Regions from separate parts of the Homo sapiens genome. Here region 2 is linked to region 1. A link is a loop called in an ENCODE intact Hi-C map of the cell type or tissue named here. Cell type or tissue: endothelial cell of umbilical vein. All regions are shown on one strand. Each heading gives the region's core, and the rest is flanking DNA. Links, peaks and the distances in the headings are about the cores only. Region 1 overlaps TLR5 (toll like receptor 5). Region 2 overlaps DISP1 (dispatched RND transporter family member 1).

Evidence for each region. Hi-C counts contacts between places; a loop is a spot of excess contacts. Peaks named below come from ENCODE experiments on the same cell type or tissue, not always from the same donor. Only the 100,000 strongest peaks of a DNase experiment are listed, where the experiment ranks them.
Region 2: it touches region 1 in a loop (2.3-fold over the local background); 1 of 110 quality-filtered maps calls a loop at or near these places.

Annotation. Positions count from the first base shown.
Region 1 is chr1:223,118,549-223,129,938 of GRCh38, forward strand. The region is part of intron 5 of TLR5 (toll like receptor 5); the gene reads right to left. Among named protein-coding and RNA genes, the nearest start is that of TLR5, 19 kb to the right of the region's middle. RefSeq lists enhancers at 10,731-10,860, 11,001-11,190. In endothelial cell of umbilical vein, for the core only: a CTCF peak has its summit at 5,357 (motif pointing left); a DNase peak (open chromatin) is centred at 5,323.
Region 2 is chr1:222,988,790-223,000,179 of GRCh38, forward strand. It overlaps DISP1 (dispatched RND transporter family member 1), which reads left to right. Exons shown (of 9, transcript NM_001377229.1): 5 at 1,836-1,959; 6 at 2,731-2,858; 7 at 3,224-3,321; 8 at 6,096-6,193. Among named protein-coding and RNA genes, the nearest start is that of TLR5, 150 kb to the right of the region's middle. In endothelial cell of umbilical vein, for the core only: no CTCF peak of the experiment used is centred there; DNase peaks (open chromatin) are centred at 5,932, 6,522 and 7,992; H3K27ac peaks cover 1,983 bases.

The DNA.
Region 1 (11,390 bases), core at 1,298-9,297:
AAAAAGAAAAAAAGAGTTATCAATAGGGAAGAATGTCTGGGTTGTGATAAGAGGTTGTGGAGTCCAAAGTTTGATCATGCAGATGAAGCCTCCAGGTAGCAGGCTACAGAGAATATAATATAAATGCCTCTCATCAGACTTAAGGTCTGTGTTGATGTTAATGCTGACGGGTATAATGAGGCATTTTCAGCCTCCACTTCCCATCATGGCCTAAACCAGACTTTTAGGTTAAATTTTAGAGTGCCCTGACCTAGAAGGAAGTCCATTCAGATGGGCCGGGCACGGTGGCTCACGCCTGTAACCCCAGCACTTTGGGAGGCTGAGGCAGGCGGATCACCTGAGGTCAGGGGTTTGAGACGAGCCTGGCCAACATGGTGAAACCCCATCTCTACTAAAAATACAAAAATTAGCCAGGCATGGTGGCACGTGTCTGAAATCCTAGCTACTCAGGAGGCTCAGGCAGGGGAATTGCTTGAACCCAGGAGGCAGAGGTTGCAGTGAGCTGAGCTTGTGCCATTGCACTCCAGCCTGGGTGACAGAGAGAGACTCCATCTCAAAAGAAAAGAAAAGAAATGAAAAAGAAGAGAAAGAAAGTCCATTCAGATGGTTGTGGGGCCTTAGAATTTAATTTTTGGTTGACACGTGCATGACAGTCCCGTACCATGCAGAATCAGCCAGCATCCACACAGCTGTAGGATGTCCTGCCCAAAGTCCCCAAGGGTCAAAAACTTGCTCAAAATTCCCTCAGAACCTAACTTTGTGTTACATGCTAACAAAATAGTTTTTGCACGGTTTTAATATATACTGAATTTTTCAGGAATGCAACTACTGTGTCAATCTAGGAAAGACTACCTTGTTTAGTTTGGACCTTAATAAAGTGTTATAAACCAAAAATAAAATTCTAAGCTCCCCAACTGACTGATGCACCCCTCTCTTGGCCAAGCACATTCCAAAAAAAAACCTGAAAAACTAGTTCAGGCCATGATGGGAAAGGTGAGGGGGTCAGACACGCCTCATTATACCCTCCTCCCTTTGGAATTCAGGCACAACTGACCAGTGTTAACATTAAAACAGAGATCTTCAGACTGATAGAACAGACTCTTTGTAGCAATAAGATACCAACACAACAGGCCTGGCACAGTGGCTCATGCCTGTAATCCCAGCACTTTGGGAGGCCAAGGTGGGCAGATCATCTGAGGTCAGGAGTTCAAGACCAGGTTGGCTGATATGGTGGAACCCCGTCTCTACTAAAAATACAAAAAATTAGCCGGGCGGGGTGGTGGCATCTGTACTTGGGAGGTTGAAGCATGAGAATCACTTGAACCCAGGAGGCAGAGGTTGCAGTAAGCCGAGATCATGCCACTGCACTCCAGCCTTGGCAACAGAGTGAGACTGTCTCAAAAATAAAATAAAATAAAATAAAATAAAATAAATAAAATAAAATAAAATAAAATAAAATAAAATAAAATAAAAAGATATCAACACAACAGATAGCAGGACCTGAAAGAAATTTAAATATTTTACCCCAAAATAGAACATTTCTTTGACATATTTTGAGAGGGCGCTGCACAGTTGTCTCTTGTGGGAAAATCTATATTCTGTAGAGAATCCCCTTCCCTTTCCAGGTCTTTTCCTGATCCAGGAGGGATTTAATTAAGAGTCTGGCACATTTTTAGTTCTCATGAAAGAGACATTTACCATCTATTCTTTCTAAAGCCTGCTACCTGGAGGCTTCATCTGCATAAGAACCTTTCTTCACAACCCCTTGATTCCAGGCCTTTAGATAAAAACTTGATTCTTTCAGCAAATTGCCAGTCAGAAAGTCTTTCAATCCACCTATGACCTGGAAGCCCCAGGCTTTGAGTTGTCCTACCTTTCGGACAAACCAATGCATACCCCACATAGACTGACTGATGTCTCGTGTCTCCCTACAATATACAAAACCAAGCTGTAGCCTGAACACCTTAGGCACATGTTCTCAGGACCTCCTGGGGCTGTGTCACAGGTCATGGTCCTCACATTTGGCTTGGAATAAACTCTCGAAATATTTTGCAGAGTTTGACTTTTTTTTATTGACAGTGTTATTCACCATTTCAGAAAATCACTTCATGATGGCCAGTGCCTCTGTGGAGAATCAAACAATGTCACAAACAGTGCCCATCTGCATCATATGGTGGTAGCATTTATGTGTGAGCAAATTTACTTAGTCCTCATTTCAAAATGTCAAGTGTAATAAAAAAGTTTGAGAAGAGGCAGGGTGTGGAGGTTCACTCCAGTAATCCCAGCACTTGGGGAGGCCAAGGCAGGTAGATCACTTGATCCCAGAAGTTTAAGACCAGCCTGGGCAATATGGCAAAAACCCATATCTACCAAAAAATGCAAAAATTGGCTGGGCATGGTGGTGCATACCTGTAGTCCCAGCTACTCGGGAGGCTGAGGTGAGAGGATAGCTTAAGCCTGGGAGTTTGAGGCTGCAGTGAGCTGTGTTTGTGCCACTGCACTCCAGCCTGGGCGACAGAGCAAGACCCTGCCTTGGAAAAAAAATGTTTAAGAAGGGTCAGTTGAATATTATTTTACTTCTCCTAAATCCAAGCATCTTCTTTATAAGTAGGTGTGAGTGTTTAACTCATTTCATCTTCTAGTTGCACATAAGCATTCACACATTGAGACATGTACCAACTCATTATAAATTACTTCCCCTTTTATTTCTTTTTTATATCCAAGTTAGGACAGTATATTGATTTCTATAAAATTATGTATGTAGGTGGATTATGTTACAGCTATGAATGTCATTTCAAAATAATAAAGAGGTCATTTCAAATATTTGTTATAAAACAGAGGCCTGGGTCTGACAGTGCTGCAGTGCCGAGAGGTAAAGCTTCCAGGTCTTTTTCCACATTCCTTACAGGCACTCTGATGACTAAAGCCAGGAATTCTGCGAATCCTATGTATTCTTTCCATCTACATAGTTTGTGATTGTTTTGTTTTGAGACAGGGTCTCACTCTGCTGTCCAGGCTGGAGTGCAGTGGTGCGATTACAGCTCACTGCAGCCTTAATTTCCTGGGCTCAAGTGATCCTCCTACCTCAGCCTCCTGAATAGCTGGGACCACAGGTGCATACCACCATGCTAGCTAATTTTTGTACTTTTTTTGTAGAGACAGGGTTTTGCCATATTGCCCAGAATGGTCTCGAACTCCTGGGCTCAAGCAATCAGCCCACCTCGGCCTCCCAAACTGCTGGGATTACAGGCATGTGCCTGGCCAGTGTTTGTTTCTTTTGTAGGTGATGAGATTGAGTAATGCAAACAAAGTAGCCACTTTCTGTCTCAGTGAATTTCTTGTGGCTTCAAATGGGCCTCAGAGGTAATGACCTTGTATTTATAGATGACACACACAGGCAGGAGGCTGCATTTTGGAAAATGGGATAAAAGTTCAAAGTGATCTCAATAGATAAAATGAAGAATTATTGAAAGAAAATAGAAACCAATCAGGGCAGATGAGGGTGTTACAGTTCAGAAGAAACTCCTAAAGGCAAGCACCATCCCTCCTACCTCCAAGGTTTGGGACAGGCTTTCTCAGGTGCCATGGGAGGTGCTCTGCTCTGTCCCTGCCATCCTCAATTACACATTTAGCATTGACACCCCACAGTGTTCAATAATATCAAATATGCATCATGATGATAAACCAACCTAAAAAGGGCAGAATAGAATCTATGAAGAGAGGGACAGATGTCACAATGGATGAGATGAGAGGCAGTTATTGCAATGGGCCCTAAATCCAGCTCCAGGGTTCCTGGCGTGCAATTGGAAGGCTGTGATTCTAGAAGCTGATATAATCCTGGGAGGCAGAGATAAGGGTGTGTGGTAGGAAGCATGAGCCCTTACTCAGTGGTACCTGGGGTGAAGAGTCTGAAGATGTACTTCAGATGAGACAAGAATAGTGGGGGAGAACAGGCCTTGACACCCAAGGAGGAAAATAAATGGTAATGGAAAGACCATATTTGTATTGGGTTCCACATAACCTTTTCCACATCTTATAGTATGAAGTAGATTCTGAAGTGCCCTAACAAGGCATGTAAGCATGTTGGCTTCATTGCTCACACCTAGGATGTTATGGTGGGCTCTCATGCTCAGTCACACTGCCCATAAGTAGACAACATGTTTTTAAACCTTTTGAAGTCTTGGACCCATTTGAGACTCTGATGATAGCTTTGATCCTTTTTCCTATAAAAATGCACATTTGCATCACAAACCAAATTTTGAACCCAGTTTCAGAGGATTTGCTGACTTCCTGAGGCCTGTCCATCTCCATGTCACATTGAGGACCCTTAGTTTCTGTTAAACAATCACACTTTAGGCTCTAGAACAGGAGATAGAAAACATTTTCTCTAAAGGGCCAGAGGGTAAATATTTTAGGTTTTGCAGTCCAAACACAGACCGTAGTTTGCTGATCTCTATTCTAGAAGAAAAGAGAATAGAAAATTTGATTTCAGAAATGAGGATTTTAAGTGACTCTAAGATATAAATATGTTCCAATATTGAACTACCAGTATTTGCAGGAAAGAACAAACTTGGACCCCAAGTTGCTGACAGTTTTGCAGCTGCTATTTTATCCAAACACGAGAAGGAAATTCTCATCTCATGAAACCAGAGAAATCCCTGCAGACATGGGAGTGAGAATGCCAGCTCTGAAGAACAGTTACATTTTTTAGTTTAAATTCTTTGTTTTTATGGATGACTCAATGCCGGTTCCCAAACATGCCACCAAACTGGGTGACCTTGAATTTGTGGTAAAGATAAGTGAAAGACAGCCCCAAACGAAATATGTTCCAGGATACTGAATTTTCAAGTACCTAATAGGGAAGCTAAAATGAAAGTAAGTAAGTAAGGTGGATAAGGCCAGCTGAACAAATGGATGTGAAAGAACATTGTCTGGGCTTATGTCGTATTACAAAGATACCACGCAGACAGATTTCTTTATGAAGTACAGAAAGGCATGAAATAACGAGATTTTTGTCTCTGAAGTAGATCTCTGTGGGTTAAATGGCAGGACAGGTGAGCAGAGGAACCAGGTGAGCAGGTGAGCAGAGGTGTGTGCAGCGAGGCAGTTCCTGCAGATAGCCTGGGAAGAAGTACCATCCAAAAAGAAGCCAGAGCTAAAGTGGGCGGAAGTAAATCTTGAATGAGCACTGGGATTGGGGAAATCCAATCTAAAGAGGAGAACCAGGCTGTGAAGTTGTTCCAGACCCAATCAAACCTCAGTGAGACGAGAGTTCAAGAACGGCGTCCACGCTGTTGAGGTTGCCGCTGCAAAGGCGCCCGACCCCAGCGGAGGAGTGCGCCATCTAGTGGTTATAGAGGGAGGAAAGAGAGGGACAGGAACTAAAATTCTCAAGGGGGCAGTGAGCTGCTCACTCATTGTTAAAAGGATGCTAAAAAGCAATGTGTATAATTACATCTACAGTTAGTTCTTCTATCAGGTGACATACATTCCTTTTTACAAGTCATTACACTATGCAAAATCACACAATAAAAACCACAAGGCTCATGGGAAAAATAGAGCTAGGGTGTTTCACACTTGAAAACTTAACAGTGGCCTATAAAGAAAGGATTGGGCCAGGCGCTGTGGCTCACGCCTGTAATCCCAGCACTTTGGGAGGCTGAGGCAGGTGGATCACCTGAGGTCAGGAGTTCGAGACCAGTCTGGACAACACGGTGAAACCTATCTCTATTAAAAATTCAAAAATTAGCTGTGTGTGGTGGTGGGTGCCTGTAATTCCAGCTACTTGGGAGGCTGAAGCAGGAGAAACCCTTGAGCCCAGGAGGCAAAGGTTGTAGTGAGCCAAAATCATGCCACTGCACTCCAGCCTGGGCGACAAGAGCAAGACTCCGTCTAAAACAAAAAAAAAAAAGAAAAAGAAAAAAAAAGGATTGGAGCCCCCTTAAGGTAGCACAGTTTTAGCCAAGTTAAATTCTTAAAAATACATAATACAGCACTTGACTTTGAAAATGACCTGCAGTTTGCTTGTGGAAGTGGACATCCGAAAGATTGCAGCTTGTGAGTTATTTTATTTTTATTTTTTGAGATGAAGTCTCAATCTGTCACCCAGGCTGGAATGCAATCCAGCTCACTGCAGCCTCCACTTCCCAGGCTCATGTGATTCTCCTGCCTCAGCCTCCTGAGTAGCTGGGATTACAGGTGTGCACCACCATGCCTGGCTAATTTTTGTATTTTTAGTAGAGATAGCCTTTCACCATGTTGCACAGGCTGGTCTCGATCTTCTGACCTCAGGTGATCCACCTGCCTCAGCCTTCAGAATTGCTAGGATTACAGGCCTGAGCCACCGCACTCCGCCAGTGAGTTATTGTGAATGGGGGAAGAAGGGTTGTTTGATATCAGAGGGGAAGTTACAGCAACAGATGTGGGTGCATGTGGCTCAAATCACACATGGAGAATGAGGTAGCTGACTAATATTGGAGGTGTATTTTGTGTATTCTTTTGTGTTTTGGCACAGCTGGGTGCAGTTTTCTGCCTTTACATGCAAGAAATTGCACATAAGCAAATGTGAAATTCACATTCTTGAATATGTTAATATTATTCTCCAGCATATCAATAGTCTTCCCTAACACATTAATATTGTTCCCTAATACATCAATCACGTTAGAAACAAATTTACATTCCAAAACAAGCATTATAGCAGCACTGACTACACTCTAATTCAAGGATTACAGTTCAAATTAAGAGTAGAAAAGATGCAGGTTCTATATAAGATTCTACCCCCTGCACCTGCAAGGCTGAGTATGGAGAACCCGTGGGACTGTCTTGAAAATCAGCCCTGGGAATGAGTGCAGACTCAGAACCTAACGAGCTCAGGGACTTGGGCAGAGTGTGTCACCTTTCACACTCTCAGTGTTCTCATGTTTCATTGAAAGACTTAACAAGATTAGTAGCTCTCAGCCTTGGCTACACACTAGAATCACCTGGGAAGTCTTCAGACCCAGGAAGCCCAGACTGACCACAGATGCATTAAATGAGCCTCTTTGGGATTGGCGGTGGTTGGTGGTGATGGTGGTGGCGGTGGGGGTTGTGGTGTTGGTGGGGGGGTGGTGGTGTGCTCTCTCAGGAATCTGTATCCTTAGCCATTGTGTGAATTTTATACACACTCAAATTTGAGAATCACTGATGGAAACCAATGGTTCTCAAACTTGGCTACACACCGGAATCACCAGGAGACTTTAAAAAATTACAAATTTAGTTGGTGTGGAGTGTGGCTTGGGCATCCAGGGTTGTTCAGAGTCTTCAGGTGACTCCACCAGCAGAGAGTCTGATCACCTGGTCTTCTGGCTGCAACCCTGACTGCAGCTTAGAACCATGTGGGCTGCTTAAAAACAGTACTGACTCAAAAAATGAAACACAGAACTAACTGTCGCATGACCCAGCAATTCCACTTCTGGGTGTACACCCAAAAGAACTGGAAGCAGAAGCTCAACAGATATTTGCACACCAATATTCATAGCAGTATCACTCACAATAGTCAAAGGGTGGAAACAACCCAAATATCCACCAATGAATGAATAAATGAACAAAATTTGTTGTCTATATAATGGGATATTTTTCGGCCTTAAAAAGGAATGGAATTCTGACACACGGTACAAGACGGATGAACTTTGAAGACATTATGCTGAGTAAAATAAGCCAGTCACAAAAGAACAAATATTGCATGAATCCACTTACAAGATATCTAGAATAGATAAATTCAGAGATAGGAAGCAGAGCAGAAGTTACCAGGGGCTGGGAGGGGAGGATGGGGAGTTAGCGTTTAATGGGCAGAGTTTCAGTCTGGGATGATGAAAACATTCTGGAGACAAACAGTAGTGAATGTACTTAATGTCACTGAACTGTCTGCCTAAAAATTATTAAAATGGACATTTTTTATAAAATGAAAATTATATGTCTATTTTACCACAATTAAAAAAATTAAATTAAACCCCCAAAACCCACTACAAATACCCAAACTGGACTTCTCAATATTCCAGTTCCACAGGCCTCTGAGGCCTGGAAAGTGCATTTTATAGCCATATCCCAGTTACTCTGAAGCTAGTGGTCTCAGGCCATGCTCTGAGAAGTGTTGGTCTAATGGATCCCCTCCAACTCAGAAACCAAGTGATTCTCTTAGAGGAAGAAGGGCTGGTAAGAAAATCTGAGGGCTGTTGAGTATTGGGTTTTTATTATTAAGGCTGATTTAACTTGTATCTAGGGCTTTGAGGGGGAAAAACAGAAACAGAACAATCAATGCAGGCTTCAATACTCCTGCCAAGCACTGTTAATTAAGTTAATGAGGCCAGAGGGAGAAGGGTCAGTATCCCTTTCATTTGAGCTGAATTCATTTAGCTTTAATCCCAGCCATTAGCTGGGTTGGTTCCCTTTCTTGACTTCATTGCCTGGACAGCAGAGCTGCTCACTTATGCTTGGGGAGTTATGGGCCATGGTGTCTCTGCAGCAAACACACAGCTTGCATTTCAGGGGTGCCTCTGTTCCTGGGGCACCACAGCATGCGGATGCCTCCAGCTGAGCCAGGGCTGCTCCTGTGTCAAGTTAATGCTTGATCCCTAATAGATAATTCCAGTCACAGGCTCGCTGGCAGGCCTGGGGTTCTGAGCAGGGCTTGGGCTGGCTGTGGTCAGGTGGAAGCTATAGAGGGAATGCTTCTCCTGGCAGGTGCTGGGCCCAAACCTGGAGGGCCATTGGAACAGCAAGCATGGAGGACTCACTGAGAAAAACACTAATGCATTTCCAAATGGGTGTCTGAGAGAGTTTCTCCAAATTCACACAGGTATAAAATTCCTGGACCAATTCCAAAAGTAGGTACAGCATGTGGGTTTAGCCTTGGATAAAGGCTCGAGGGCAGTGAACAAAGTGAACTCTTCCAGGACAAATACATTCTCTAGCTGCATAATACAGCATCCCACCGGAACCATGCCCAACAAATGGGCATTGTCAAGTCCAAAACATTGCTAGGGCCACAGTCCCTCCAGCCCAGCATTCTGCCTCTGACAACAGTTCCAATAAAACAGACGGGGAATTGCACTGCCATTAACCTCAGCACTTGCTCCCCAGGTGCAATTCTAACTCCCTTCATAAACCACCATGACTTGAAAGCTCTGCTGGAGTGATCGCTTTTTCATTCATCACTACCTCTTCTTGCACTGTATCTGGAATTTTTGTTTGTCCTAGAGTTACTCGTCCTAGGCCTGGGCTCCCACTATATGCCCGTCTCTCCTCAACAGGAGTCCCTGCTGGAGCTCTGCAGACTCCAGAGCAGTGGTGCCCACAGTGCAGTCCGGGAACAAGCAGCAGCAGCAGCACCTGGGCTTAGCGAGCAATGCAAATTACTGGGCCTTACCCCAGCCCCGCTGAATCAGAAGCTCTGGGGCTGGGACCTGGCAGTGTTTTTAATGCATCTGGGTCATTCTGATGCATACCCATGTCTGAGAACCATGAGGCTAGAGTCTGGAGGGAGGACAGAAATAGACGCAAATCCCTATAATACCATATGGGGGGTTACCCTCGCCCGTATGCTCCTCCCCACACAGCTGGGAGCTCCCTCCCTTCCCTCATCCTCCCAGTCTTTTGTAGGTACTATTACTGGGTACCATTACTGTAGGTACCATTTTACGGATGAGGAAACTGAAGCCCGGAGATGTTAAGTAACTTAAGGCCACGCAGCTGTCTACTGCATGTTAGCCTCTAAGCCTAGCATCTCTGGGCATGGCTGCATGTGTTGTTCAGGACCGGACCACGGTCCTGCTCCAGCCCATCTCTCAGTCATCATCTGCTGATCTGTGGTCACTTCCCCTCAATCACAAAGGGCCTTGGCCCTGGGTCCCAGTGGCAGGTTAGCCTCTCAGCCTCTCCTCCCCTTCTACCTTCGTCGTCATCTGGAGGTCCACCTTACCCCCAGAGTCGTTTATTCCTGACAATGGAACAATGTGGGAGTGAGGCAGTAGAATAGGGTCTGGAGGCAGGGAACCTAAGTCTGTTTCACACCGACTTCCCAGAACTAAATTGAAAGGAAAATCCTAACTTTCCATGCATAAGTAACAAAAGGACCAGACGCTACTCCCTTTGTCCTTTTCTGTGTGGCAGATGGGAAATTGGCTGTCCGCAACCAATCAGACTGACTGCAGGTGAGTCTTCATTTGCAACTTTGTAAGTTCACTCCAGCCTCTGAATGACTGCTGTCCACAACCCATCAGACTGATGGCCTGTCGAGTCTTCATTTGCATAGGAATATAACTGTAGCTTCTTCCTAGCCTCCGATTGGTTGCTTTTTGCTTTGCTGGGTATTTTGTCCAATTCTTTGTTCAAAACGCCAAGAACCTGGACAACTTGCAGTCAAGACCCTCTGCCAGTGACAGGAGGGCCTTCTCTCCGACCTTCCTCACAACCGCCCTCTCCAGCTGTTGCGCGCGCTCACTTCTCTGCACCATTCCCTGAAGGCCTTGAAAGTGCCCTTGAACTGTCCTTGCCTTTCATGGTGTCAGCCTCTTCATGCCTCCCCACCATTCCAGGCACTCCGGGCTTTCTCTTCAAACCCTCTTTCGACACCTCCAAGTGCTGAGCCTCCTTGCTTTTCTAGCCCATCTGCCAGCCTCCTGCACGTCTACACCTGACGGCTGGGCTCCTGTCGCAGAAACCATGCGCCAGGCACATTGGGGCCCACATAAATGTGCAGTGTCCGATACGCCATGTGGTCAGCACGACTTCTCCACGTCTCCTCTTTCTCTTCTTCCTGCAGAGTGAGCCCACCGGTTCACCACGTTGCTCTTGCCCCTAGCCCACCAGGCCCTGGCCCTCAGCAGCGGACCTGCCGCGGTTTCTGGACTAGGAAGGCCCTGCTCCCGACCGACCCGGAGCGCGCTGCTGCCCTCTACCGGTCATCCGTGCGGCCGGACACCGTGTCAGGCCCGCGAGGAGGGCTCTGCCGCAGTCCCGGGGAACAGCACCCAGCAGCGCCACTGGGAGAGGAAACTGGGGTCAGGGAGGTGTGACTGGGCCCCAGGCAGTCACACTCAGGCCAACAAGGTCAGGGAGGGAGGGCAGCTCACTCGTGCAAACGTGAGTGCAAAATGCACTCCACGGCCAGGAACAGGCAGTCCGTTCATGCGGGCAAAATGGAAAGCGAGCTCCTACCCAGGTTTCTCCTCAGAGCCATCACACGCCTGAGCAGCAACAGTCATTAGCATCAGGGATTAACACAGCGGGCTAAACGTCTGACAACTAACTACTGTTCTCTAAAGAGGACTCAGAGAATCAGCACACGAGGTTTCTGTGCACTGCAGAACGGTTGATTTATTTACTGATGCCCGGTGGTCTCATTAGGGTCTGTT
Region 2 (11,390 bases), core at 2,187-10,186, 130 kb before region 1:
ACTACAGGCGTGTGCCACCATGCCCAGTTAATTTTTGCATTTTTGTAGAGACAGAGTTTCACCATGTTGGCCAGGCTGGTCTCAAACTCCTGACCTCAGGTGATCTGACTGCCTCAGCGTCCCAAAGTGTTGGGATTACAGGCGTGAGCCACTGTGTCTGGCCTTTTAAGATTACTTTAAAAGAGCAGCAGTGAAAAGTGCCTGTGCACATGCTCCCTTAAAGCATAATTGCTCTATATTTTAATATCCTTACTAGAATTATAATTTGAAGCAAATATCTCCACAAAGCCAGATCAATAAAGTTAAGACATCAGATTATAAAAATTGGCAGTCTATTATTAGAGACATATAGTAGCTTTTTTTCAGACTGACATTTAGAGCCACCAGAATTATTTGTAACTACTAGCATGATTTTGAAGAAATAACTCAAAAATATATGAGTAAGAATCCTATTTCAAATGAGCCAGAAATAGCCATTGCAGCAGCCAAATGAGCTAACATTACTGAGAATTTGAGAGTAGTGGTCCACAAGTTAAATATTTTGTCTTGCTTTTCTTCTAATAAAGATTCAAGAAGCCAGAAGTTTGCAGGATGCATTTTGAATTTTAGAAAACGTTCAGTTTAGTCAGCTTCTGTTGGGTACTCAGCTCATATCAAGACTTGGAAGTGCCAAAATAATAACGTGTGATCCAGGACCTCATGGAAGGGATACAGAAACAGATCTTTCAATTTGAGGTAACAAATGAGGGTGTGGGAAGCGCATCTGGAAGAAAGGGCCCAGTGTTAGGATTTGGTAATAGAGACAGTTCTGCACATGTGGGAAGAGACTAAAACCAGATTGTAGTAGCTGGAGAGTACAAGCATCAGATGTTTGTTCATTTAGTCAATAGATAGTTATTGATCAACTTCCACTGACAAGAATTTCTGCTCTCATGGAACTCACATATCTAGTGGATATGCTCACTGTAGTTTTAGCTAGAAGGAAAGTTACAGGTTTATGGGAAGTGTTTAGTTTAGTTTTTTTTTTTTTTGAGACAGAATCTAGCTCTGTCGCCCAGGCTGGAGTGCAGTGGCATGATCTCAGCTCACTGCAACCTCCACCTCCCGGGTCCAAGTGATTCTCCTGCCTCAGCCTCCCAAGTAGCTAGGACTACAGGCGTGTGCCACCATGCCCAACTAATTTTTTGTATTTTTAGTAAAGACAGGGTTTCACCGTGTTAGTCAGGATGGTCTCGAACTCCTGACCTTGTGATCCACCCGCCTCAGCCTCCCAAAGTGCTGAGATTACAGGTGTGAGCCACCATGCTCAGCCCTTAGTTTGGTTATTTTTAAGATCTGAACTGTATGAACCTGTTTATAGACTCTCACTGTTTAAGAACTCTGAGAGTAAAGGTGTGGAGAAAGGGAATAACTAGAGAAACAAAAGTTCTGAAAGACACTGATTGGAGTATGGATCCTCTGTTAAAATTTATTTTCTTTCCACTGATGAAGTGTGTATTTTATATCTCTTTACAGGCATAGATGTAGATATAAAATGTTACTTGTCATATATGAACATTATTCTGACTCTCAATAGCCTGTGGCATAAAGTGCTACTTGATCACAAAAATGAGGGGACAATGATCTTGTAACTTTCTACTACAATTACATACAAATATTTATAATCCCATTAGATATTGTATTGATAAACACCTGTATGTAGTCTACAATATGAGGATTTAATAAATTGCTGTCTTAGGTACCAAAAATATTTCTGCGAAGGGCCTTCTTTGTGCCTTCTTTGTGTTTCTGTAGTTATGCAGCTCTGATAGCCGACACTTCTTTGTGTTTTGTAGTTATGCAGCCCTGATAGCCGACTGGCCGGTGGTGGTCTTGGGCATGTGCACCATGTTCATCGTAGTCTGTGCCTTGGTTGGAGTATTAGTGCCAGAGCTCCCTGACTTCTCTGATCCATTGCTGGTAACTAACTTTTATGTTTTCTTTAGCCTAAAATCATCTCCAAATATTGTGTATTTTAATACATGTTGCATTATGTTATTTAGTAACCCATTTCTTTAAAAACCTTCTCAAGCAACAATTCTCTTTCTGAAAAGTAAAGACATGACTTTATCTGTATTATCAGGTTCTTAAAAGGTCAAGGAACTTGTTTACCCTCAAAAATCTGGAAGGTTTGCTTCTTGGTCCCCATGTTTAAGCTAAAAAGCAATAAATTGGAGAATCTGCCTTCTACAAAATTATTCTCATAAAGTCTTTAACACTGTCTCTGTTTTCTCCCAAAGAAGTTAAAGGAATTTCAGTATTACTAACAGATCACAGAGTCTGTTTTTAAGTAAATGTTTCTCTGGAGTGGAATAATGAGGAAAATATGATCAAGGATAATGAAACACTCTTTGTAAAAATACAGTGCGTAACATGATTTAATTTGATCATAATTTTTATAAGATAAAAGTAAGTATTTACTAAATGCTTAGGCATGAGTTGGAAAGATAAACTTTCTTTAGACATGTAACATACCAAAGAATCAAACTGTTTTGTCACAGCAAATAGGTGATGATTATCATGTCAAGGCATCTTGTTTTAATGCAGTCACCTCTGGAGTAGCTGTGAGGAACAGCTATATTTTCTGTTGAAAGCTATATATCACTTTGACATTGCTTTCCCAAGCTTTTATTGTAACTGTACTTAGCCTGAAATGAAATATACTAATGAGCACCTGTAATTTTGCCTTAGGGTTTTGAACCAAGAGGAACAGCAATAGGCCAGAGATTGGTCACATGGAATAATATGGTGAAAAATACAGGATACAAAGCAACATTAGCAAATTATCCCTTTAAATATGCAGATGAACAAGCCAAAAGGTAATCAATTATTTATTTTTATATAACTTTTAGACAAAACATTGCTGAATGAATTCCTCTTCAAATACTGCCTAAACAAAAAATTTAAATGTAAAATGTGTGGCTCAAAATCTTTGCCACTGAATTTGCTTAACTTGTCATTGTGTTTGAAGATTTTGTTGTAGTAGGATGAAAAGGTGAGATTTTCTTTTTTTTTTTCTTTTTTAGAAGTGAGAAAATTAATGTTGGTTGCTTCTTCTAATCCTTTCAACTTAATATCAAGGACTAAGCAGGTCATGGCTTTGAGGAAGTAATGTTTCCAGTATGCTTATCAGCTTTGAAATAACGAGAACTTTATTGAAGATCAAATTGTCGTTCCATTTCAGCCATCGGGATGATAGATGGTCAGATGATCATTATGAAAGAGAGAAAAGAGAAGTTGACTGGAACTTCCACAAGGACAGCTTTTTCTGCGACGTTCCAAGTGAGTGACATTGTAGATGAACAAACCACTCAGCAGTTTGCTCGCATTTAAAATTGAACATGATCACAGTCTAGACTGATAGCCGTGTGTGGCTAGTCACACAGCTTCACTGTTGCTGTTGAACCTAAAGAAATTTTGGCTAATTAACTTTTTCTTTTACTTCTCTAGTTTAGTCAACTACTAGTCTGAGTTTATTATATTATTAAAATTAATGAAAAAGTAATGATTGAGTTTTCTTATTTTAAGGAAGATATAAATCTAATGAAATTCTTGACCTTGCCCAACATTTCAAGTCTTTTTAAAAATTCCTTGTACTATTTATTTCTAGATCAAGTACAGGTACATATTTTTGCATTGAACCTTGAAATAATCTGTTGAATTATTAAAAAATTATTTAAAGTTCCAATTCATTCTAAAGTGAATCAGAAAATGGCTTAAAGTTCTGATTCATTCAAAAAGCAATACTATATTAAGAGCCTTCTGTGTGTTACCTCATCACTAGGCAGTAGAGGTAGAGAGGTGAAAAAAATAAAGTCTAGAGGTTCAAAGTTTGAATGCCTCAGGGGCCTGGCATATAATCCAAGTGAATAAAGCTAGCTAGGTGTGACAGGAGAAGTGATGGTGATTGTGGAACACTAAGGAACATCTGCCCTGTCGAAAGAAATCGGCTGCTACTTAGCCGCGACAAAAGATGGGGTTCTAGAAATGAGGGCCCAAATGTTGCAAGAACTTGCCAGAGGTCAAAAACCCAGAATTTTTTTTTTTTTTGAGACAGAGTTTCGCTCTTGTTGCCCAGGCTGGAGTACAATGGCGCAATCTTGTCTTACCACAACCTCCATCTCCCAGGTTCAAGCGATTCTCCTGCTTCAGCCTTCCCGAGTAGCTGGGATTACAGGCATGCACCACCATGCCTGGCTAATTTTGTATTTTTAGTAGAGACGGGGTTTCTCCATCCGTGTTGGTTAGGCTGCTCTCGAACTCCCGAACTTAGGTGACCATACCGCCTTGACTTCCCAAAGTGCTGGGATTACAGGCATGAGCCACCGCACCTGGCCAAGAATCCAGATTTGAATGTGGAGCCATTAATTCTCTAAATGTTGGCAACAAATTCACTACCCAAAATTTGCTGTAACATGGAGTCAGCCTGATTACTCTGCAGCTGCCAGAGAAGAAGGAAGGCACAGCCTAGAGGACATGAATATAAGTATGTAAGCCATTGATTAGCCATAGTGATTAGGATTGAGGAATTGTGGATAGTATAATTTTTAATTAAGTGAATATTAACATTAAAGCTCTTTTGATTTCAGCTTTTGCTGTTGGTGTTGAAAATCCCTCTTAAATGTATTTTTTCCTGTCTTATTAGAACACTAGATGACCTGATTGGATCTTTGATGTTTCTGGAGTTTACCAAGTCTCAGGGTCTTTATTTTGATCACTTACTCTGTATAGTAATAGATAGTAGGAGATGAGGCAGAACCTTATACTGATCCCAGGAAGCAATACATGTTTCCTTTTCTGTCTCTTCTCTTAAAAAACATTAGGAAATTGAACTCTGGTTACTTGCATGTTCTGGCTGGTTTATTTCTCTCAATCAAAGTATTAGTATATATTATTGCTTAACCAACATCTGTTAGTTATGATCTTAACCAGGAAAAACATTACATTTCAATAGTCAACAGTAAATGCTGTCTCATAAGTAGATTCTGCCTTGACTAAAGCCATTACCAGCTCTATGTAAATGAAATGCTTCAGTTTCTACCAGGCTGATTTTGCTCTCCAAAATCAGTCAACATGAGATAATAGCCAAAACTTCATGATCATAAATAAAAACTTTTATAATAAAGCTTTATTCATAAATTTACCAGCTTATTTGTTAGCACAATTAGACATTTTAACTATCATAAAATTAATCTTCTTTGTTTTATGTGGTTCATATTCTTTAATACGTGGTTCATATTGTTTCTGTTCTGAGGATACAGAAACAATATTGTTGGGCATCTATTATTATCTCATTTAATTCTCACAGCTATTTGAGATAGATATTGCTGTCTGCATTTTACAAATGAAGAACCAAGGCTCAGAGAAGTTGTTAGTTGCCTAAGGTCACGTAGCTAGTAAATGACAGGACCTGGTTATATCCTAATCTGACTTTAAAGACCATGCATGCTCTTTCTGGTATATCATACAACCTCCCTTATTCAGAAACATATTTTTTTGTTAATCTGATTTTCAAAATATTTTTTCTAGCCTCTAGTGTACCAGAGAGACCATGTACTCGACCAGAATGTGGCCAGCATTCTGTACTTAGTTGGCTGTTTTTAGCGATTTTAAATAGATCACCCACCATCTCTCCTCTCTAGTTAGCTGCCAGGGAGAACATCCCTATAATCCATTCTTGGTATTCCCTAGTGCATCTTTTTGTATTAGGGTGATGTGTTGTGAAATTAAGAGGGATATATTCAATTCGTTTCCTGTTGTAAATTCCTGTGGATTTTTCTTCCTATAGTCTGACCAAAAATAGATTTGCTATATAATTCATACAATTTTAAGATGTAGTGAGTAGACAAAGGCTTTGCGCTAAGACAATATTATGGCATTGCTTTTTTTTTTCTTTTAACATTTTCTCCTGGAATTTATCAAAGGAAAGAATTTCCTGCTGCTAATGAATCATCCATGTGGTTTCCCAGTTTGAATTATTTCCAAATCCTGAGTCTTATGAAATAAATGAATAATTTATAAACCTTTTTCTTTCCTTTTTTTTTTCATATCACCAGGTGACCGATATTCCAGAGTGGTATTTACTTCATCTGGAGGGGAGACATTATGGAATTTACCTGCAATTAAATCAATGTGCAATGTAGATAATTCCAGGGTATGTAAGATAAAAACTAAAATCTCCTTAGCACAAATAAGGTTGTATTATTGAAACTCCTTTTACTGCTGACCCTGGTTTCTGATCAGATGAAAGTACTTCAGAGGCTTACCTACTGAGGAGTAAACTCCAGCAGGCCAGCTTTGCATTCTTTCAGATCCCAGGATCAAAGTGTCCGTGTTTCCTTCAACTTTAAAACATACCATCTTCCTTTTTCTTTCCCATTCATGATCTCTGGCTGTTGATGGTGTTTTCTGTTATTTCACATAGTATTTCTTTTCAGTATAATATTTAAGACTGTTTTTCTTCTTTTGTTGTATTTTTATTTCCTAACCTAGTTTCATTGTTCCCTATTTCCTGCCCTGAGGCAGTTGTCAGCATCTTAATTGTGCAATGAAATGCCTGCCTCTCTGGCAATCACTGGGTCATTTGGGCCAGTGACCTCAAAGGGAAATTTAGGGAGCAGGCTGGGAAAGGGGACATCAAAGAGCATAAATACAGTATCTATGTAAATGACCACAGTAATCCAATCCAAACTGCCCTGAATGCTAAACACCTTGCTGCTTCGGGAGACACCGGGATGCAAGAAGACAGGCGCTTTGTCTCTCAGTCTTCTCTACAGCCAAAAACATGTCCGCATCAGAAAATGTAGTGAGCTTCTGGGTTTGGAAGAGCTGTCAATTTCATATGTTCAGAGATAGTTTCTCTAAATAGAAACTGCTATCTGATGTCACTAATGAACTTGTCCAAGCATAGCAACCAGCATAAAAGGAACTCTTTGTGTTCTCAGCATAACTCTAAAATGTAAAATGACTGGTTAAAAAATCGAATCATGTGCCGTGCTGAGAGCTAGCCTGACCACCTCATGCAATCACCTGTTCGGTCAACAGGGAAATTTCTTAATGAAATAGGCAGTAGAAAGGAAAGAAGAGATCACCCAAACCAGCAGTCTCATTGTACTAACATGAGTACCTTCTAAGAACTAAGTATCTTAACCAGGTAACCTAGTTAGTTGGTCCCAGACCTCCCAGATTTACCCCATCCTTCATTCTAAGAGGCTGTTTGTACATTTTGAAAATGACTTTCCAATCGACTGAGGTATCAGGATTTTCTGTCAGTGCTATCTTCCTTTCACATAGACCAAAGCCACAAACGATCTATAAATAGACCAAAGTTTCTTAATTGGTGATCAATTTTTATTTGTGATGTTTTCTTCTCTTCTACAGCTATCAGTTCCTTATTTGAAGGCTATGAACCTATTTCTCTTTGTCATGCATTAGGATACTTCTTATACAGAAAATTAACTCTAAAGTTGTAAATGTGTAGCGAAATTTACTATGTGCAAGACTTTATGCTGGGTACTTGTACATCACTCACAGTGGATCTGTGACCTTGGAATTTACAATGCATTTTACACGGATGATAAATTAAGCTAAGAGAAGCTAAGCCAGTCTGGTTACTTTATAATCTCACCTTGGATGAGTACAGTTCATTAATTTCTATTCCTTCTTGTCCTCATTCTTCTACCTTTGGTTGATCTTCAGACCTTCCCTTTCCTGAAGACTCTGAAGTGATTGAATTCACTCAGTTAATTAATAGCTGATATTTAGTGAGTATTTACCATGTGCCAGGAAGTGTTCTAAATACTTTAATACATTATTTCATTTAATCCCAATGACAGTGTTGTGAATTAAATACTAAATAGCCCATTTTTCAGTTGAGGAAAGTTCACATCTTTGGTCAGGGGCACTTCCAGGATTGGAACCCAGCCAAGTTGAACTCCAGCGTCTGCCTTTACCCACCCTGCTTTATGCTTCTAGTGAGGAAGATACCTCCCCCGTTTTGTTTCCTGTATATGCCATTTCCCACACAAATGAAGCTTAAAAAGTCACTGTGGTCTGGAATAAGTATCCTTTTTTTTCTTAAAGAGCTAGCAATTTATTCCATGAGTACATGTTAGACTCTGAGACTCAAAAGCCAGTAAGCAATAGTACGCCATGGTGGCTTTCATAAATAAAAGTAGTATAGTCTCTCATCTCTCCTCTCTCTCTGTCTCTCTCTCTCTCTCTATATATATATATATATTTGTAAACTACCTCAACATGATTTATATAGATAGATAGATGATAAAAATCATCATGTTGAGGTAGTTTACAGAAAAGCATATGCAAAGGATGAGATAAATAAGTTGAATGAAATACATGAAGGGAAAACAATGGGAGGAAAATAATAAAGCTAAGGATGAGATTTATACTAATGCACACCCCACAATCTTGTACATTTGCTGATGGGAGCTGCAAACTTATCTGTAACCTCCCAGCAGCCAGAGCAAAAAGGATTCACAATCAGTAACAAAAGTCATATAAATAGGGTAACAAGTTTGTTTTTTAGAAGCCCAGCTTTTCCTCCTGCTAAGACGGGAGGAGACAGTTCCCCCATAGTCTTCATAAAAGAAGTGTGACACTGTGTACAAAATTTTTAACAGCGTGCTTAGAAGAGATACAATATTAAAGTTCAGCTGATTTGCAAAACATAGGTAGGCTGGTAGCAAGAAAACATTACAGTAAAAGCATTTCTATAAGAGATCAAAGCAATGGAATCTATGTGGCTTTCTAATGGTTTAGCTTGTTGCATTTGCATAATTTAGATTATCTAAAGGAATAGATGTACTCTGCTTGTCTATCTTTCTACCGAGTTGATAAGGATAGGACAGCTGTGAGTTTAAGTTTGTAATCCCTGGCAAGAACAGTACAACTACATGTTTTTAGTACATATTTTCTAAGTCAACAACTAAAAGCATTATCTATATGCTTTGGCAGTTAATTAGGAAGAGAGCAGTATTGCGGTGCTCTTGTGAGAATTTGAGAAACAGACTCAAGACATGTGTCAAAATGAATGGTTGGTATGGCCAATTATAGATCCATACCAACAAATGAATAAATAGGTGATCAAAGCCCCAAAAGTCTACCTCAAAGAGTATGGTTATCATTTTAGCTTGTTAAATACTATTTTTACCAATTATAAACACCTTTGTATTCTAGTCTCAAACTCTATGAACCTGGAATAATAAACCTTTCTCATGGAGATAATATATTCATCTGATATCTTAAGTAATAACTATTGGTTAACAGTTCGACTTTCAGAATATTACTGTACCTTTTTTTAGTCTCCCAGTTGAAGACACTGTTAGGGGTTTTCTTTGTTACAGTGGTTCGAGCAGAGTTGTCCTAAGACTACTTGGCAGTTGTTCCTCTCCCCAGCCCCCAAATCCTGGTTGTTATATGGAAGCACTTGATTATTAACAACTATGAAGTTAAATGGGGCGCAACCAAGCAATAGCAAGCAGAAGACCTTAATTGTTGGTGGGTTGACTCCAGAAAACGTCTGGTAATTAGTATAAGATCTCAGTGAGACCAGATGTTTCAATTGTCACCTGCCTGTGTTTACAGCACATTTAGTTCAAACTCTAGGTTTTGTTTAAATTACATGCCATTTGTACTCATAATTCAGACATTGGTTTCCAAAGTGAAGTACTTCTGTTTCTGATCCTGTTGTCTACCTCTTAACAGAAATGCTTGTTTCCTTACACACTTTCAAAAGGAGCTTCAGTTGATTCCCCTACTCTTCTTCATTGCCTCTTTCTGCCCTTTGACATCCTAAGGGACACACTGGTGTCGTTAGTAACCAGAAGTGAGTCTCTCTAATCTTGACTCTGCTGGAAACCATGTACTTGTTCCATAGTCTTTGTACAATGTAGAAGTTGGAGCTCTGAGGACTCAGCTTGTAAAGGGATTTGAAATTTGGTGTCAGAGACTGTTTACTAGGGTGACTTTTGTAGACAGCTAGAAAACCCCTGAAGCTTAGAAGATCCCAGAAACATGTTTTCCTATTCTTGTTTTAAAGAGGGCTACAGAGCCCTTGCTTTTTCTTTTCTCCCGAGGCTCCCCTTAAACGTTTAATACATAGGGAGGTTGGTTACGCGTGGAGGAGGGTCCGGCAGTCAATTGAACCTGGTATTAAGGGCTTAATTTTCCTCCCTTTTGTTCTTTTCTCAGCTTCTTAAAATATCTGCAACTTAGCCAATAGTTTTAAAAGTTAAGGTATCATTTAAAACTCTCTGCTGGTTTCTTCTTTTTCTCTCTTCTCTTACTTTACCCTCTATTTTAAGTCAACTCCACCCCTGGCACTATCTAACTAGGGAAGTGTGCCAAGAGATGTTATAACCACATAAGCACAATGATTCCCCTAAACATCCATTTTGTGAATAACTAGAATTAGAAGGGCTATATTCCTCATGAGAGGTATAAGAAGTTGCTTCCACTAACTCCATTTTTATTTTTATAAACTTCAAAGATTTTGAAATTATTCCTATGAATCCCTCTTCCAAAAATATGGCAAAAACATATCTGTGTTCTGTGTGAAGACATACCTGTTTTCCAGTCTCTTTAAGCCCCATAATATAATACATGCTTCTGTGTTTCTGTATCTCAGTCACACATGACTAAGTTAGTGCCATTGTCACATCATACTTACAGACTTTGGTACTTTCTCTGTAGGTCACCATAAGCCCTTACAGATAATACCATACTTCTCGCTTTGAATTACAGTTACTTATGTTTGTGTCTGATTTCCCTGCCACACTGTGAACAATTTGGAGGAAGGACAACTGTGCCTTATTCATCTTATGTAGATGCTCAGTAAATTTGCTTTTGAATGGATGAATAGATCCAGAACATATGACCTTACTCCCTAAAAGTACAGACAATTCCTTGAACTCCATTCCTTTAAATTCAGCGTGTTGGCATCCAACTCAGGGTAGAGAAAACCAGTCACGATGTCTTTTCTCTGTCCTTATTTCTTACCCTGTATGAGTTCTCGAAAACTGGTTTTCCAAAGGTTGACCATCAATCAGTACCATCTTTGAATTGGAGGACTGGCTCCCCAGTGACTTACTAGCACTCGTTTTTAATAGCAGCCATCAAAATAGCATTTAATCTGTGTTTATAATGTCTAACCGCTTAATCTTTGGTCAACTATACACATCTAAAAATGTGCTATTATTTGAAAAGGTTATTCAAGGACAGAATTCTATGCTTTCTCTCCCAGTTTTAGTTGGCAACTCCATGTCCTTTATCTTTGGCATTTGGTTATTTCAGCAACTACAGGTATTTTCCTTCTAGCTGATAATGGATTTTCA